2 separate regions of the Mus musculus genome follow, and region 1 is linked to region 2. The links are chromatin loops, found by intact Hi-C in ENCODE. Cell type or tissue: left cerebral cortex. All regions are shown on one strand. Links, peaks and the distances in the headings refer to the core of each region. The heading gives the core; the rest is flanking DNA.

Evidence for each region. Peaks named below come from ENCODE experiments on the same cell type or tissue, not always from the same donor. Only the 100,000 strongest peaks of a DNase experiment are listed, where the experiment ranks them.
Region 1: it touches region 2 in a loop (5-fold over the local background); 3 of 42 quality-filtered maps call a loop at or near these places.

The regions. Positions count from the first base shown.
Region 1 is chr7:48,998,215-49,003,595 of GRCm38, forward strand. It overlaps a transcript of Nav2 not described here. Among named protein-coding and RNA genes, the nearest start is that of Gm32849, 40 kb to the right of the region's middle. In left cerebral cortex, for the core only: no CTCF peak of the experiment used is centred there; DNase peaks (open chromatin) are centred at 571, 2,833 and 5,098; H3K27ac peaks cover 1,664 bases.
Region 2 is chr7:49,073,154-49,078,534 of GRCm38, forward strand. It overlaps Gm32849 (a long non-coding RNA gene), which reads left to right. Exons shown (of 2, transcript XR_391458.3): 1 at 1-5,381. It also overlaps a transcript of Nav2 not described here. Among named protein-coding and RNA genes, the nearest start is that of Gm32849, 35 kb to the left of the region's middle. In left cerebral cortex, for the core only: no CTCF peak of the experiment used is centred there; DNase peaks (open chromatin) are centred at 2,564 and 3,252.

The DNA.
Region 1 (5,381 bases), core at 207-5,206, 75 kb before region 2:
CGCAGGGACCATGGTCTCTCTGACTCCAGGCTAGGGTTGTTGATAGGTGAGCCTGAATTTGTCTTCAAGCTTGCTAAAAAGACACTTTTGAGAGAATCAGTGAGTCACGGTCTAGGAGAGGATATTTACAGTGTACACATATGGCAAAGTATTCAAATCCAGACGATGTCAAGACTTCCTACTCATCTACGTGGAGCAGAAAGGGACCTTCTCGCTCAAGCAGAGCCTGCCTGGGGGTAATGTGTGAGCTTTGAGGAAGCTGCCCAGGCTCTGAAGCTGTCTGGCCAGCCTGGAAGGGGTGGTAGGGGGTCAAGCTTTGGGCCCAGAGCATCCCTGAGACAATCAGGACAAGACAGAGGCCTTTCTCATCAGCACGCCCAGTTCAGTATAATAACTGTGAAGTGATTGATTTTCTCGAAATCTTCCTCTTTACTGTAATTTGATTTAAATGGCGTTCCTTAATTTTCAAGCCTAATTTAAGAGTTCTATTTATAGATAAAAAAAATAGCTCAGTGGAGAGGAAATCTCTGCACTCAGTTCCTTTCCATGAACTCTGGGTGTCTGGGTTTCTAGCCGCTGACTTCCTCATGCGTCTCCAGCTCGGGGGTGCACGGCCCTGGAGCTCTGTAGAAATGCAGCTGACTTCCTCATGCGTCTCCAGCTCGGGGGTGCACGGCCCTGGAGCTCTGTAGAAATGCAGGGTTCCATTTTTCTAAACTTCCTGTAAGACCATGTCACAGAAAGATTCTAGTAGAAGATGGGTGTAGATTAGGGGCGGAGAGGAAGTGTGGGAGGGCAGAGGGTGTCAATGATGGGTTTAAGGGGGGCAACTTGGAGAATTATGTGTAATGACAGACTAGCTTGTCAGGTGCTTACATAGAAATAGTAGTGGGGGAGTATGAGATTGTATCCCATCCTAGATATCATTCTTAAATTCACAGTGGCCATTTATGAAATGCCTACTATGTGCCATAGACATTCCATACATTTGGGTTTTTTTTTTTTTTACAATTCCTTCAGGAACCTGACAAGGTGGGCAGCACTATTCCCTTTTACAGGCAAGGACACAGAAGGTGTCCAACCCAAGCCCAAGGCCATAAAAGCTAACATTGGAATCTAGGCTGTTCATCCAGGAACTTCTGTGAACAAACAGACAGACAGAGGGTGAGCAGAGACTGGCCTGCTCTGCATGCAGTCTGGAAGCAGTCAGTCTGCCAGACAGTCAATTAGAGCGATGTTTGATAAATAGTTCCGATGCCCAAGGCAGGGCTCTGAGCTCTGGGAGGTAGAGGTTGCTATGGTAGGATCTGCAGATGTAGGGAGCTAGGCAACAAGCACAGTGCTTGCTCCTAGTCTTCTAGGCTGAGTACCTCCTCCGAGTCCCAGGGTCCTCACATCAAAGATGCGTCTCTCAAAATGGGCACATGAACTACTCACCGCGTCTGAGTGGCACAGTGTAGCGCCCAGTGACCATTCAAGATGGTTTCAGCTACCCTGTGTGTTTTGTGTGTCCATATGAAATTTAAGATTACTTGTTCCAATCCATGTGAAGAATTGTGTTGGGAGTTTTGATAAGGAGTGCACTGAATCTGGAGATGGCTTCTGGTAGGGTGGCCATTTTCATGGTACTAGTCCTAACCCGAGAGCGTGGGAGATCTTTTCCAATGTCTTTCTCCAAGAGCTTAAAGTTTTCATTGTTCCAGTCTTTCACTTCCTTTGTTAGCTTTATTCTAAGATATTTAAATGTTTTCAAGGCCATTGTGTGATAGTCCCTACATTTCACAGGATTTGCTGTGACTGGGGCCTTTGTTCTCCAGGACTCTTTAGGTTCTGCCTCCTTTCAGGCCCCTCCGCCATTCTGAGCCAACACTGCTGCATCTCTGGTCTCAGCTCTCCACTGTGACTGCCCCCCTCAGAAGACACACCTCCCAGACTCACCTACTAGAGCTGCAATGGCGGCCTGTTCACCTTTCCCTGGTGTTTCTCCTCTGTCATCCTCACAGATGCCCTCATCCCCATATTTGAGCGTATCCTTCTGTGAATCCAGATAATCTGAGTCTCAAAGAGGTCAGCTGTTTTAAACCTTATTGCTGATGTCAGGAGCAGTCCTATCAGGGCTAGCAAGATGGCTCAATGGGTAACCCTGACCATCAGAGTTCAATCCCCCCCAAAAACACAGTGGAGAAAAAGAACTGACCCCCAAAAATTGTCCTTTGACTTCTACACTTGTGTGCCCACACATTAAATACAATAAATGAGTGGATTTTGTTTGTTGTTTGTTTGTTTGTTTGTTTGCTTTTAGAATTAATGCTCTAAGGCTCTTCAGGCTGAAGCAGGAGGATTATGAGCTAGAGGCCAGCCTGAACTACACAGGGAGATGCTGCCTCAAAAAAACCAAAGAGAAGGGTTGTTGTTGTTGTTGTTTTATGGTTCACTTTATATCCCAGGCATTACCCCCTTGCCTGAAGTATAGCTAGCAAAGATTTTTCTCCCACTCTGTAGCCTTCATTTAAAACAAAGAACCTTGCATCTGGGCCCCTGGGATGGGCAAAGCATTCACTGTGGATGTAAAGCAACAGAAGCAGAAACAGTGGGATGCGATTATGGATTTGGGTGTTGTAAATGGCATCCCAGTAAGAAAGTAATGGACATTTTAACACCTATCTGTGGGTGGCAGGGCAGAGGGAAGGGGAGGCAGAAGGAGTGGGGGATTCTAGTCTGTGTTTCGTAACAAACTTTAGAGTTAAATCTCAACTATTCATGACTTCTCTTTTTCAGTTTGCTTCCCTCAGTGCTTCTAGGATACCACGTGGCAAGCCTGGAGCCCAGTGCTATGTAGGCAGATGATGCTGTTGTTGCTTCTGGTGTTCCCACCATTCTCCATGGTTCTCCATCCCCAGATGGTCTGTTTCTTGCTATGAGTTTATTTTAATGTTGCTCTCCTTGAGAACATGATATTTAAATGAAGCTAAAAATAAGTACTGGGCACAGATAATCACGAAGGCAGGAATATATTAAACTCTTGATCAGAATGTCAGGGGGTGGAGTTTGCTTTTGTGTTTCCTAACTGGGGGGTTAGACCGCTGGTCTGCACACAAACCTCTGCTTCTGAGGTGCCGGATGAGGCTGGGAAGGTAGTGTGGGGTGGTGGGCATGAGCATAACCTTGCCAGCTGGGTTTGAGTCTTAGGTGGTACCTCTGTAAGCTGTGAGAAAGGTCACTTGGTCTTCTTAGAGACCATGTAAGGCCCAGCATTCTCATCTGAAAAGTGGTAACCTGTGTAATGAACCAACCCAGAGACTTAGGGCAGCCACGTTGTCTTGCTTGCAGCCCCATGTTCTAGGCAGTTCAGCAGGTGTGTCCCCGTCTCCCTGGCACCACTGAGACAACTTGAAGCTTGACTCTTCAGGACAGCCACTCCCTCCTTCTCATTTCTGTGACTTTCTTACTGGGATGCCATTGGAAGCACCCCAGTTTGGATTCAAGTTCCCCATTTCCGCTACTTACAAGTGAACACTGTGTATGTGCCCCCATGCCAGTCACAAGAATCAAAACTACCCAACCTCCCTTGAGATGCAGAATATCCAGACCCACAGGGTGTGGCGAGGGTTAACTCCAGGCTGGGTGAGGTCACCTGTGAGGGCCTTTCCAGCCATTTCATCTTCTTACCAATGAGCATAGAAAGCTGACCCACGTAAAAGTGAGACAAGTTACAATCTACTTTGCCACCCTCCCTCCCTCCCTCCTTCCCTCCCTCCCTCCCTCCCTCCCTTCCTCCCTCCCTTTTCTTTTTCACACTGGGGATCGAGTCCAGGGCTTTTCACATGCAAGACAAGCATCTACCACTGAGATCACCCCAGCCTAGGATCTGCCTTTATAGAGGAGTGGTGGTGCATAACCAGCTGCCATATTTAAAGCAGCCCATACTCCAGCGTGATCTTGAACTTAAAAGCAGACACCGTGCCTGGCATGGGTGTAAACCTGCAGCCTTTTGAGTATTTTAGGTTAGATTTCTGTTCTGCAGTAGCCATGAGAGGTCCCTTGTAAGCTGCAGGGACCCCCCCATCCCCCATGCTTAGGGGCCTTTCCATGATCTTCCCGGACTCTAGCAAGTGGCATTGCCAGTATCACCTGCACACAGCTGCATGTGAGATATCCCAGGCACTGATATCGAGAAGTGGAATGTCCTGACTGCTGCAGCATGGTGCATCCTGCTTTCTCTTGGAAAGATGGCTCTAGGCTCTTTGTATGGGGGCTGGGATAGTTTGTTTACTTCTCACTTAAACTTATTTTGAGCTGATACTGGGGAACATGTGATGGTGACACATGTGTACGCTGTGTAATATTTAAATAAAGTTAAAGACACCTCTGAGCATCAAGGCTTCTCATTTCTTCATGCCAAAAGCTTCCTGAGCCCTTCTCTCTGGCTTTTGGAAGAGCTCAGCCACCTCCACACATCAGCCTTACACCCTGCCACACTGGAGCACTCCTGACCTTCTTGCTGTATCTGGCTCTAACCCAGTGCCCAGTGAGTTTCCACTCCCCAGTCTTCTCATGGAATAGGAGGACATTTTGCTACATCTTGGGCACCTAGTTTCAGGGATCACACAGTAGAAATAAGAACTTTGTTTTCCTTGAGTCATTATCCTGAGGTCTTGAATAAAGGTGTGCTCTACCCTGAGGGTCGCAGCCCCCTGGGCCCTGTCGAGCGTGCTCCGGAGGAGGAAGAGCAAGTTCCTACAGACCCCTGGCTTGCTTTGGAACCCTCTGTCCTGCACTTTAGCGGTTATCTATATTGGGCTCATCTGTAGCTTTAAGACCCTCCCCACTCCCTGTGCTGTGCCCCATTGATTTAGAGGGAAGGTGTGTATCTCTTTGTCTGTTTACAGGGCTTGTAAAATATGAGCTGTGTTTGCACTATGAAATTATATATGTGTCAATAAAATATAAAAAATCTGACAAAATGTGTTTTAATTTTGCAGTGGAGATCATAGCAGCTGTCACATTAAAATTTATTCCTCCTCTTTGAAGGGGGGAAAAAAAAGAAGCGCCTTCTGCAGACAAAACACTGGGGAAGAAGACAGTGTAATTGGGCCACACCCCCAGGCTGTTTAATCTGGATTCTCTTTCCCTTTTTGCTGCCTTCTCTGGCTGGTTATTTCTTTTCCCAGTAGCAATTTACTTGCTTTAAATATGAGACATACTGGATCGCAGGTCCTCTGGTTCCAAGTTATTAGTTGTTTTAAAAAGAGAGTTTATAATTAAAACAGTTTTCTTCTTTTTAAGTTGGACTGTAAACCTGGAACACTTTCTGGCTGAATATGTCCTGGGTCCCTGCTGGAAGCTGAACTGCATGTGGATTCTCAGCCTATAGAGCACAT
Region 2 (5,381 bases), core at 152-5,151:
GAGCTAGGTTATCAGAAGCAAAGGCAAAGAGTCTGAGTACTTGCCAAGTACTCAACCCCAAAGACTCAGTTTACATTCACTAAGCCTGTCTAAGTCAACCCCCCCACCCCCCCACCCCCCCCCACCCCCCGCCTGGAGCGCCACAGGCCTCTGTGGGCTGAGTTTCATACCCCTTGCTGAAGTACAACCTTTTCTCCTTCTTAAGTTTTTTCGTGGAGGTCTCTGTAAACTTAACCATTAGCCGCTTCACCAAGGAAAGCTGGTTTTATCTGTGTTTGTGTTTTTCCTTGTCTCACCGAGATAGTTCATCTAAACCTGGGTTCACTCAAGACTTCCCTGCTCGTGTTTAGATATGTCACTTCATCTCTCTGTGTCTCAGATCACCCGCCTGTGAGACATAGATGTCACAACCACCTTTCCCATTGCTGGGAAACACAGACTGGGCCCGTTCCAGTAGGCCAGCCTAAAACATAGAGGGGAGCCTGAACTTGAGCTGTTTGAAACTGAGTTTCTGCGCCTCTCTGTGCTTCCCACCCTATCCAAGGACAGTGCTAAGTGAGTTGACTTCTTTGATGTAGGATGCAGCCCTGGGTTTGCACCCAGTGGGTGCTCTATAAATGCTCCATGCAGCCTCAGTATACAGAAAGTATTCAAGATGGTTGTTCTCCCTCCCTGTATCCAAGCTTCTGTCTCCCCACAGAGACTGGAGGCATCAGAACCTAATGGAGAAAGTGTCCTCCTCCCTGGGCTCATGGGAGCCTCTGTGAGGTGTTCTGATGAGTGTTCTAACCCATGCATTTTCACAAGCCTCTGACTCCGCAAGAAAGCTTCCTGCCTTGATGGTTTGCCTGGGCTTTCCAATGGTTAGAAAGCCTTGGCCCCAGACTCAGAGAGCTGTGCTTGCAGCCATCATGAATCACAGGGGGGTGTTGCATGTATTTTTCACAGCAAAAGGTGAGCCTCTCACCTGCACTTGGGACCTGATTCTCTTCCACAATACTTTGGCTAGTCCACTGTGTTCTAGCACACCAAGCATCATTTGGGGGACAGTCCTCCAAAGACACCTTCTGCTCAGTGCGGTGCCAAACCTGCAGATCTATGAGTTGGAAGCATTGAACATCACCTGGGCTGGGGTCAGCAGACTCTACATTAAAAGGGTACCAGAGTTCTAAGTAGCATGTTCTGAGCTAGACATGATCCATGCTCACCAGAGGCTATGGAATCCTCATGGGGTCATACTTCAGAGCTTAGCTCAGACACTGCCTAGTGGCTCAAGGTTTTCCAGGCCAAACACACACACACACACACACATACACACACACACACACACACACCTCCACTTACTCATCTGGTGGCTCCTACAGAGAAAAGTACAGCTGTACCCAGCTCCCTTGTCCTGTCCACACACAGTCCCACTCGTGTGGTTAAATCACCCTTCTCCCTATGTTTCCTCTCTATCAGAATGAGGAAGTTTTCTCCAAAAGTGGGAGCCTTTGTCTTGAACCCTGTTTTCTGGCTTGATTTCCTGAACAATTTCTCCATATTGTGGTGTCTTTCTCTATATAGAGAATGATTAGGCTGAGCTGAGAAAATTAGATGCAATTGCAAAACTAGACACATGAGCAACAGACATGCCACAGGATGATAACCACCTCCTCCCCGTCCCCACCTTCCTGGTGAGCAAAGAAAACAATGGAGACCCCTTCATTTATTCAACCAGCTCACCCTGTTCATATCTCTTCATATCTCCACCCTGCTGCCTGTGCGTTGCCTCACTCGGATGCTGCTGGAGCAAGCCATGCCTTTGCTCTCAGCAAGCTCAGAATCCTGGTCCAGCCAATGGAACTGCGGGGATACTCAGGGTTTCATCCCTTAGGTGACATCTGCATTATTGAAACAGCTTTCCCTAAGGTCTGCCCTCCCTCGAAGTGAGGTGCCACCTTTAAACCATTGGTTTAATCTCTCGTCATGCTCAAGTATGATTTATTGAAAGGAATCCACAGTCAATGTCTGCCTGCTGCTCATCCCTTTCATGTGAACTGCACAGTCAGCCTACTGCCAGGCTCTTGCCTCCTCTGGATCTCTTAGGGGGCAGAGCCTGCACCCTGGGCAGCCTCAGCTGTTTTGGCATCTGGGGAGGGTACTGCCTGCAGGAGTGCTAACCTCATGTAATTGGCCAGAAGAGTGAGCAGCTAATGACATGGAACCCTGCAAAGGTAAGTAAAAGGCCGGGAATCCACGGCTGAGGCGAAGCAGAGGCTTCAGTAATGAAGATGAAGAGGCCTAGGAGGTGCGAGCCAGTTGTTGCCGGCATTGTTTAAAGGAGCTAGTTAGTGTCGTCAACTGTAATGACCTCATGCCAGGGCAAAGGTCAGAAGGCATGGGCAGTTGGTGCATATGATAGATGGTGACACAGAGGTTTCATGAATCATTTCTAAGATGTGAGCTCTGCTTGGCACACTGGAGACCTGGCACATGTAAGCACTGGGGGAATCAGAGAATAGAGGCAATCTGGAGCTGCAGAATGCACAGAGTTCTAGTGTTAGATAGATGGAGCTTGGCGTCTTGAGACCAGGCATGCACGCAGCTGAGCCCTGCCGAGCCTTGGCTCTCCCATACGTTTGAGAGGGCTGAGCACTGGCTCACCACTAGCAGACAGTTACTTTGTGGAGTGAATGCCCAGTAATGCTGTCTGGTGTCTCCTCAGTACCAAGCCAAGTCTGGCCCATTGGAGGAGAACAGCCCATAAGCACTTCTGCCCATAAGCATTCATGGCAGACATTCTGTGTAAGGCGGTTCCTGCATAAGGTGGGGGACGGTTAGCTCCTCGTCCCTTGGATAAGATCCAGGTATTGTGTAGGTGCTTACCAAATCTCCAATGAAGATGCCCTGGTTTCTTCCAATTTGTTTTTCTGTATTAGATTAGCTGCCTCAATAACCCCATTCTACACATGCACATGCGCACACGCACACACACACAAAGCATACACGCATGCATGCAAGCATGCTCACACACAGCACCTACATTCACAAATACATATTTGTGTACACGCTCACAAGCACCCACACTCTCACTCACCCATTCTCACTGTCTGCACCTTTACTCATTGCTTTGCGTGTACTTCCACCAAAGAGTCACTTAGCAGAGGGACATTGTTTTCCCCAGCGTCTTAGGTGTCTTAAGAGACATGACTCACACGAGAGACTTTGCACATTCCTACTCATCTCACGGCTGCTGCCCACAGCCATGAGAAAATGCCATTCTAGTGTGGCAGACAAAGAGATGAGAGGCCAGCCGAGGAGAATCAGCCACCTGTCTGTCTTCTTCCCACTGGTCGTGAGTGAGCAGAGCCCCTGTGAGCTCCACCCAGCCAAGCCTATCCTAATTGCATAGTTACAGGTGCACGAGCCAAAGAATTGCTTGCCGCTGTCAGCTGCAAGCTTCAGGGCAGTTTGTCCTGTGGGATTATTACGACAACAAACCACTGACATCACCAGCTGCAATTACCATCTGGGATGAAGCTTGAAAAGTGGCCTGAGACGTGACAAAGCGCTTTTCTTCATCGAGGCTGTTCTTCTCCCTTTGGATCGCATAGAGTACATGTGAAGTGTGTGTGTGTGTGTGTGTGTGTGTGTGTGTGTGTGTGTGTGTGTGTATGTGCGTGTTGGGATCAAGCAGGCACCAACTGCTTCAATGATAGCTAAAAATCATGACCTGGGACTGGAGAGAGAGAGCTCAATCAATAAGGCGGTTGCTACATGAGCATGATTCCCAGCACCCATGTCAAAAGCCCGGAGCAAGTGGCATGTACCTGTCTTCCAAATGCGGAGGAGGCAAAGACAGGGGGAGTTCTGGGGCTCTGTGACAAGCTGGTTTTGCTGAATCAGCAACCTCTGAGTTCAGGAAGAAACTCCTGTCTCAAAAAATAAGGTGAAGTGGGATAGAGGACAAGTAATGTGGATTTCTGGCCTCCATGTTTACATGCGCACGCGCACACACACACACACACACACACACACACACACACACACACACAGGTGGACAGACACACAGACAGACAGACACACAGACAGACACACAGACAGACAGACAAACAGACATGCAGACTTGTGACTGTGACCTGAAAAGTCCCAGTCGCCCTTGGTGTCCTCCTGTGCAGTTTGCCACCTGTGACAGTTCTACCCACATTGCATGCTGGGATTTACTGAAAGCTGCTGCCAGTTGGTCTGACCCCCTCTGGTTGTCCTGGTGAGGTGGTTCACAGATGGTAAGGGCAGACAAGACATACTCATTTTCTGTCCTGCTACTAGAAATTGTCACAGACTTGGAGCTTCAAATGACCTAAGAGGCACTGTGGGGACGCATGGATCAGATGGGGATTCCGGGCTGAAATCGGGATGTAAGGACTGAGGCTTCTCTCTCTGGAGTCCATGGGACATCTTCAGCTTCTATGGGTTGCCCACCTGCTTCAAGCCATGACCCTGCTGCGGTCTTAATAATTGTGCCCCCTTCCCTTAATTCATATATGGATGCCTAATACCCAGTGTGGTGGATTTAACAGGTTATGAGTATGCCATGAGTGACCCCCATCATGAATGAGGTCAGTAACCTTATAAAGAATCTGCAGAAAACTCCTCTGTCCCTTCCACTAATGTAAATGAGTCATGCAGGCACCATCTCTGAAGGGGTTACAAGTCCTCTGGACTCCCCAACCTCCAGAATAGTAAGCAATGAATTCTGTTGTCTACAGATTCCCCGGTCTAAGGCATCTTGTCACGAAGACAAAAAAAAAAAAAAAAAAAAAAAGCTTCCTTCTTTCATCTTCAAAGCTAGCAAAGTGGCATCTCTCTGAATATTCTCCCAGCTCTCTGCCAACTGCAATCTGCAAACATTCTGAGTGTGTGTATATATATGTGCATTTGCACATATATGTGTATAAGTGTGCGTGTATATGTGTGTACATGTGTGGTATAAGTGTTCATGCACATAGGTGTGTGCATATATATATGCACATGTGTATGAGGGCGCATGTGTGCATGTGTATATGTATGTATGTGTGTGGGCACGTGTGTATATATTCTTGTTCATTGCTCATGTATATGCTTTATCACATACATGGAAGTCAAAGATCAACCTTGTATGTGGTTCTTCTTACTTGGGGCTTTTTGTGACTGGCCTATAATTTACCAAGTAGACTAGATTAGCCCCAAAGATCCATTTGTGTTGGTCTTCCCCCCCTTCCACAATCTGCTGGGATTACAAGCATACATCGCCACGCCCAGCATTTTTATATGTGGGTTCTGGGGATCAGACTCAAGTCCTCAGGCTTGCATAGCAAAGCACTTTACTGACTAAGCCATCTCCCTAGCCCTGCAGTCCG